3 separate regions of the Mus musculus genome follow, and regions 2 and 3 are each linked to region 1. Evidence: chromatin loops called from intact Hi-C (ENCODE). Cell type or tissue: left cerebral cortex. All regions are shown on one strand.

What was found. A loop is a pair of places that touch in the nucleus more often than their neighbours do. Peaks named below come from ENCODE experiments on the same cell type or tissue, not always from the same donor. Only the 100,000 strongest peaks of a DNase experiment are listed, where the experiment ranks them.
Region 2: it touches region 1 in a loop (4-fold over the local background); 13 of 42 quality-filtered maps call a loop at or near these places.
Region 3: a loop joins it to region 1, with 2.5 times the contacts of the local background. A loop is called at or near these places in 18 of 42 quality-filtered maps.

What each region holds. Positions count from the first base shown.
Region 1 is chr9:75,049,024-75,051,523 of GRCm38, reverse strand. All of the region lies in intron 1 of Arpp19 (cAMP-regulated phosphoprotein 19), which reads right to left. Gm51714 (a long non-coding RNA gene) reads left to right here and starts at 454. Exons shown (of 2, transcript XR_003948357.1): 1 at 454-2,500. In left cerebral cortex, a CTCF peak has its summit at 1,301 (motif pointing left); a DNase peak (open chromatin) is centred at 1,291; H3K4me3 peaks cover 724 bases; H3K27ac peaks cover 1,616 bases.
Region 2 is chr9:75,204,413-75,206,912 of GRCm38, reverse strand. All of the region lies in intron 35 of Myo5a (myosin VA), which reads right to left. Among named protein-coding and RNA genes, the nearest start is that of Myo5c, 26 kb to the left of the region's middle. In left cerebral cortex, a CTCF peak has its summit at 1,489 (motif pointing left); no DNase peak of the experiment used is centred here.
Region 3 is chr9:75,261,506-75,264,005 of GRCm38, reverse strand. It overlaps Myo5c (myosin VC), which reads right to left. Exons shown (of 41, transcript NM_001081322.1): 11 at 1,717-1,798; 12 at 881-1,021. Among named protein-coding and RNA genes, the nearest start is that of Gm33750, 25 kb to the right of the region's middle. In left cerebral cortex, a CTCF peak has its summit at 1,538; DNase peaks (open chromatin) are centred at 1,558 and 2,376; H3K27ac peaks cover 776 bases.

The sequences.
Region 1 (2,500 bases):
AGGTTTTGGAGGCTGTTTTTTGGAAAGGTCGTCATTAAATGTACCCCCTCCACCCCAGTGCAACTTGGGGGCCCATGTACGCTAGTTAATGTTCTATCACTCGTTTATGCCGCTGGTCTTCTTACTATCTTGAAAATATTTTCTCAAACACCTATCTTGTTTGAGTATATATTCTTCAAAATGCTATTTTACAGGAAAGAATTTATCATATCATAACAAGAACAATGGATCAATAAAATCACAGGTCTCCTTTGACGGGAGGATGGCCAGCTGGCCAGGATACTTTTAGCTATTAGACTCATTTCTCTGAACTGGCAAAATCACACTTTGGCACATTTTGAGTCTCTGAGGTTATTTATGAAGTAAAATAGCAGAAATGTTAAATCTATAAATATCAAACCAACTGTTCTTATATAGCAAGTAAATAATTCATCTAGAAGATTTTTGCCCTGTCTTTTTTGTACTTTCCTCAAAATTTTATATATATATGTATGTGTGTGTGTATATATATTTTTTATTCACTTTATGTATTATCAACACTTGACCCTCAACAACTCCCTTATACCCCACTTTATGTCTTAAGAGGATTTTGTAGGAAAAAGTGCTAATGGCAGATACCTTCTGTTGTCAAATCCCTTTCCATATTCCTAACCTATTCTGCTTCCGTATTTTCCCTTTCTAGGCTGCAGCTTCATCTTCTAATCTCTTACTGTGGCGATTCACACCTGTACTCCATACAAAATTTACCTGTGTATTCAGCACAATAAGACTTTAAATAATGATTTTCCAGCCCTTACATTCAAGAATGGTATGTCCAGAAGTTTAAGTGTGAGGTGCACAATATATATCCTGGATATTGTTCACTGTGTGAACATGTCAATATGCTGCTATCATTCTCACAGTTAAAAGCTAAGCCTTCACAAGTCCACCACCTCAGCTGGCACTCAGCTGATAGTCATATGCTCAAGTCTACACAGAAAAATAACTGCACTATCATTCTTAAAGAAGATTTTTTGGTTTTGTTGTTGTTTGTCTTTGAGACACGGTTTCACTATGTAGCTTTGGCTGACCTGGAACTCACTATGAAGACCTGGCCTTGAACTCACAGAAATTCATCTGCCTCCTGAATTCTGGGGAAGTTCTTTAAGGAGTTTTTCAAAATGTATTTTTATACATGATTTCTGTCCTAAGATTGGAACCTAACCAAGCAGAATATGAAGATATACTTATGTAAAGCCGGAGACACCAATGCAAAAATAAGGTGTGCTAGAATCTTAGCGACATCTAGTGGCAGGTTCAGCCTTCACAACACAGATCTACTGCCACCCACTGGCATTCTCAGAGCTGCAGTGTCAAAGCAAATCTGGATTAAAGACCCTACTTGTAGGTTTCCCTTTCTAGTTTGCCCATTTTAGATAATGCTTATTGAAAAGGTGTCACCATCAACTGTTGGCCTTTAGTCCCAGCACTTTCAAACCTTTTGGCCAGAACCAGATTTTCTTGGGCCAGAACGATTATGCAGCAGCAGGTGAAGGAGCTTGCGACATAAATATGACAAGCTGAGTTTCATCTCTGACACTAATGGTAGATGGTGAGAACTGAGTCTCCTGACCTTCTCAAGTATGCTGGAGCACACATGCACCCATTCATGCTCACACAAGAGAAAAATGAGGCCAGGCTGATCTACAGAGTGATTCCAGGAGCCACGTGTACAGAGAAGCACTTTCTCATGAGAAAACCAAACACATTTATGATATCTACTTGAACCTGAGAGCTCGAGAGTTTGAGACTAATCAAGGAGGGGGTAGTGAGAGGAGAGAGGTAAGACGGAGAGTGAAGGATGGGGGAAGAAAAAAGGGACTCCAATTCTTCAACTTTCTTGTCAATATACAACATAATTAATAAGTCCTCCTGCCAGTACAATCTTAGATGTTTTCAAACTTTGGTCTGTATCCAACAAGTGAAAAGAAAGTTAGGAAAAGACTGGCCTAAGCTACACTTTAAAATGTAGTTAAGCACTATCAAGACTTCCACAATACATCTCATGAACTATACAAAAACATTCTTAACCTAGTGCAGATGCAGGACCTTACATTAAGAAAGTCCGAATTGCTGGACATTCACTAACATTCTACCACAGCTATAGATTTGCTTATAAAGACACACTCATGGGGTGGGGGCACTGTGGTGCTGGCATTCAGCCACTCTTGCTCTTCCCTACGTACTTCCTCAAACAGTATAAACAGAAGGCTAAAACTACATTTCCCAAACCGCATTACTATTAGGTAGCCAATGATAGCCACAGCAGATGAACAAGTGTGGAAGAAAAGAAGCATTCTTCTCTTGATCACACTGTTACAGAGCAGTAGGCCCTTGTGAGTTCCTACAGTGGGGTATCCACAGACAATCAGGGCTCCTGTAGAAGCCACATGGCAGTTGGATAGAAGATGGCAGGCTCCAAACAGGACTCATTCCTAAGTCAGAGACATTCTTCAATCCC
Region 2 (2,500 bases), 160 kb before region 1:
AATTTCTTTCGGTTTTCTACTTATTAGATAAAGTGATCTGAACTAAAAACTGTATGGATTCCCAATATGCCTTAGAATAGTTACACTACTGTTAGGATTAAACTAGGGGGGTAGGACAAGCACCTCAATTCACCATGTGGTTGTAAGGCAATGCACGTTAATTTAAAGTGGAATGCAAAGGATATTTTATTATGGCAAACATTCTTTTAAAATCATTAGCTAATATGCTGTGATGCTTAGTCAAATAGATAAATATATCTTGCAATTAGGCTGAGAGAGGGGAAACATTTAAAATCTGTAAGAGTTAACTAAGAAATAGTCAATACGCAGTATGTCTAGTATCAGTATGTCCAAAATTAAGATGTACACTTAGAAAACACTCATGGATTTTAAAAGAGGAGCCTTCAGAAACGCCACACTTTGGTAATCATTGTGGGACAGAATGACAGAGAACAACTTTCCCACAGACATGGAGACCAGCACTTGTTTGAGGTCACAGAGGCTTGGGGCAGGAAGGGGAGCTGATGTGCAATGGTACAGTGTCAGGAGGGAGGTGACACAGCCCATAGATGGGGGTGATGGTGCAGAGCAGGGTCAGTATAGATCAACAGGTGTAAGGAGAATAAGGTCAAAGTTTATGTTCTGCATATTTTACACATTTTCCTTTTCTTCCTCTTTTGAAAATAGTTTTTTCTCCTCACATAATATATCCTGATTATGGTTTCTTCCTCCTGTATTCTTCCTAGTTCCTCCCTACCTCCACTCTCATCTAGATCACATCCCTTTCTGTCTCTCACTAGAAAACAAGGCTTCTAAGAGATCATAATAAAATACAATGAGATTAAAAAGAAAAACCAACAAGCTAACACATTGGAATTGGACAAAAGAAACTAACAGAAGAAAAGAGAAGCTCAAGAGAAGACACAAGAAACCAAGGTATATTCAGTCAAACACTCAGGAATCCTATAAAAATACTAAACTAGAAGCCATACTAACACACACACACACACACACACACACACACACACACACACACACACACAGACACACAACACCTGATGCAGACCTGTGCAGGCCATGTATATGCTACCTCAGTCTCAGTTCATATGAGTTTTGGTCATGCTGATTTTGAGGGCCTTGCTTTCTTGGTTTCCTCTATTCCCACTGGCTGTTATATTCTTTCTGAATCCTCTTCTGCAGGGTTCCCTGAGCCCTGACAGAGGGGATTTTACAACAACAACAAAAAATTAAAGGCCCATTTAGAAGCAAGAGAGCTACTGGATCTTTATCCTAGATGCTCTGTTATTCTGTTGAATAATCAGAAGACAAGGTGCCTGGAGCACATCCTAATTTCTCACAGAAACACTCAGCTAAAAGTTACATGTGGGGCTGGAGAGATGGCTCAGCGGTTAAGAGCTCTAGCTGCTCTTCCAGAGGTCCTGAGTTCAATTCCCAGTAACCACATGGTGGCTCACAACCATCTGTAATGGGATCTGACGCCCTCTTCTGGTTGTCTGAAGAAGGCAACAGTGTACTCACATACATAAAACAAAGAAACAAACCTTTTTAAAAAAAGTTAGATGTGTTTCTCTAGGTTCTCAAACTTCCTAATGCTGCAGCTCTTTAGTAAAATTCCTCGTTGTGGTGACTCCCAACCATAACATTATTTTTGTTGCTACTTCATAACTATAATTTTGTTACTACTATGAATTATCATTCAATATCTGATATTCAGGATATGTGATATGCAACCCTCACAGGGTTAGAACCCACAGGCAGAGAACCAGAGCTCTTCTAGAGTCACCAGGAGGATTATGTAAGGTAAGTGGCTACTGTGTGTGTGTGTGTGTGTGCAAATGCTTATGTCTGATAAGCATTTCTCCATTTTCACATGGAAGCAGGGGCTTTAGGTAACTAGATAATTCATGGAGTGAATTGGAGAAGCCAGGCGGTGGTGGTGCACGCCTTTAATCCCAGCACTTGGGAGGCAGAGGCAGGTGAATTTCTGAGTTCGAGGCCAGCCTGGTTTACAAAGTGAGTTCCAGGACAGCCAGGGCTACACAGAGAAACCTGTCTCGAAAAAACCAAAACCAAACCAAACCAAACCAAAACGAATTGGAGAATAAGGGGAACAAAAATTGAAAGAAAAATTTTAATGCCGTATTTTTTATAAGAATAAGCTACACATTATTAAATGACATTTATTTCAAGATCAGTATCATATTCTACATATATGGTCCACATATAAATATATATGTGTAGAACTGGTTTCCACAAAACACTTAAAACTCATCCATCCATCCATCCATCCATCCATCCATCCATCCATCCATCCATCCATCCATCCACCTACCTACCTATCTACCTACCTACCTACCTACCTACCTACCTACCTACCTACCTATCTGTTAAGCCAGGGTCTCACTGTGTAGACCTGGCTGGCCTGGAATTTACTCTGTAAGCCAGGCTAGCAATTCATAGAGATCTTCCAAATATGTGC
Region 3 (2,500 bases), 210 kb before region 1:
CAGGGTCATCCTGGCTGGCATACCCGCCCCATACTCTCCATCTCTCCATCTCCGGAGTTTCACTGCCTTCCCCCAGCTGTTCTTTCCATATAATCCAGCCCTTTTGGCTACATGGCCTTTTGGTCTCTCAGTTCTTGACTCCTCTCTGCCCCTACTTCTTTTCCTCTCTTGCCCCATCTCTCCTCTCATGTCCCAGTTCAGTCTGGACCCTTCTGGATGCCTCTGGTTGTTCTTTCCCTTATATCTTCTGTTAACATTTCAAATCCCAGACAAACGGCTGGGGTGCCTATTTAACATAGCAAAGAAGACCTGGCTGCTAGGTTCACTCTGCATCCCTCAGTCCCTACCTGTTCCAGGGCCCTCCTGGATGGCCGACCCTGCCCCCTACCCTAGGAGGATGGGTTGCCCTTATCTATATAATCTAACCATTTTGGTTACCTGCTCTCTTTGTACCTTTGGGGCCTCCTGGCTTGCAGTACCTGGTTCCCCTGCTCGCCCCTCTCTCTTCCCCTACCCCGCTCCTTACACGGCCCAGCTCTGGGTCAGGTCCACTCTGGACTCTCCCAGATGTGCTTGCCTCTGGCTGTGCTCTCCCGCATATCTATAATAAATTCTCCCCTCTCCATACCCAGGAGCCTCCAGATTACCTTTTTCCCTATGTCTTTTATTCATTCACATGTAATAAACGTCCCCCTCCACCATTCGCAGGAGTGTCATGCCCCCAGGGTTCAGGGTCCACATGAGTGTCTCAGATTTAATATCCAACCAAATGAGTAAGACATCTGGTTTTTCATATACAACTCCAAAAGGACCGATTGGCGGTGTGTGCATCTGTAGCTACTCAGACGCTGAAAAAGAAGCCAGTTATTCTGACAGTTACCAAGCATTCTTCATCCAGCAACTCCAAAATGCCCATTTTTGCCTCGATCAGGTCAATAACAGGCTGGTTGTCATAGAAGTCTATCAGAGTCCAGGGGATGTCCTCTTTCATGTATTCCTCTTGCTCAAGTTTAAAGACGTGCTGGGGAGCCCAGAGATAAGGTGGACATTAGACAACGTCAAAGAGAGACATGAAGGGCTTGATACAAGCCTGGAAGGTGCAGATGAAGGTCCGCTCTGTGATCAGGAAGACCCTGGAACACTGCCCATCCCCCTCCCCAGGTCAAAGCCACTAAGAGGTCTCCAGTGGGTCTGGCTGTCACCCCGACACCATCCTGAGTGGATTCTCCATTTCCACTAGGTCAGGCCTGGACCAAAAAAGTGTCACCACCAACACAGCTGCCTGAGTCCCAGTGGCTGTGGGCCACTGCTGCTCTCTCTCTGGGGACAAAAGCAGCCTCCACAGCCTGGATCAGCCCAACCAGGGCAGGGCAGTCACAGAGGTTGTTGGCTATGTAGGCAGTGTGCAAAACCTATACTAGAATTCAGGGCTTCAAGGAGGCTCCTCCTGGAGGATGAAGGAAACAGGTGATAGATGGGGAGGAAAGTGTCACAAGTTGTTCCAAAACGGAAGTCAAAGATGGCGGTGCAGTTTCAAGATATAGCCACAGAGCGGCATAGCAACTCAATGTATAGCTCTAGCTATCAGGAACATTTTTTTTATCTATTAACCCAGGCATGCTTGGATTCCTGAATGAGGAACCAGAAAAGGCTCATGCCCAAGTCGTGCACGCAGAGGGCTGAGCATCGGCCCCAGGAAGACAAAAAGTCACCTACCAGGTTAAACTGCTGCTGTAGTTTTTCATTAGCGTAATTGATGCAGAACTGTTCAAAGCTGTTTACATCAAAGGTCTCAAAACTGAAACACAGTTGAACAAATTAAAATGAAAGCAAGCCCAGGACCTAATGCTCATTGTAACTAATGCATACGTGTGTGTGTGTGTGTGTGTGTGTGTGTGTGTGTGTGTGTGTGTGTGTGTTTAACGATTCCATAGCTTAAGAGGTTTGCTATGTTTTCGGCAAGTTTAAACTACTTCAAAGCTGCTTGCTGGTTCCTTCTAAGCTGGCAGTCAGTTGACAGACTACCCTTTTCCCCACTGGTTGTCTCCTGCATCGAATCTGACTGTACATGATTCCCTCCCCAAACCAGGCATTACAGTAGACCTGTCGCAAGCAAGCGGCACAATGATTAATCCATGTAACACTGGTGTCAGCATTACTGTCCTCCCTCTACAGGACAGAAAATGGCTGAGGGGTTGGCTCCATTTCTCAGGGCATAGCACTGAGCCTGATTGGCAGTAGCGCTTGAGCTTTCAATAGGAGAACACTCTCCTCTCTCTCTGACGACTCTGCCTTTCCCCAGGCTGGCTTTCAGAGTTCTTCAGCCCAGCAGGAAGCCACACACATCCCTGTCTGTCCTTTAGGCTTTAATAGCTGTCTCTAGGGTTACCCAGGCGACTGACTTGTAAACTCAAGAGCCTGGAGCAGTCAGACACAATACAAAGATGGGGGACTGGCTGGTTACTGCACAGCAGTGAGCCCCTTGGGGCCTGTGACAAAC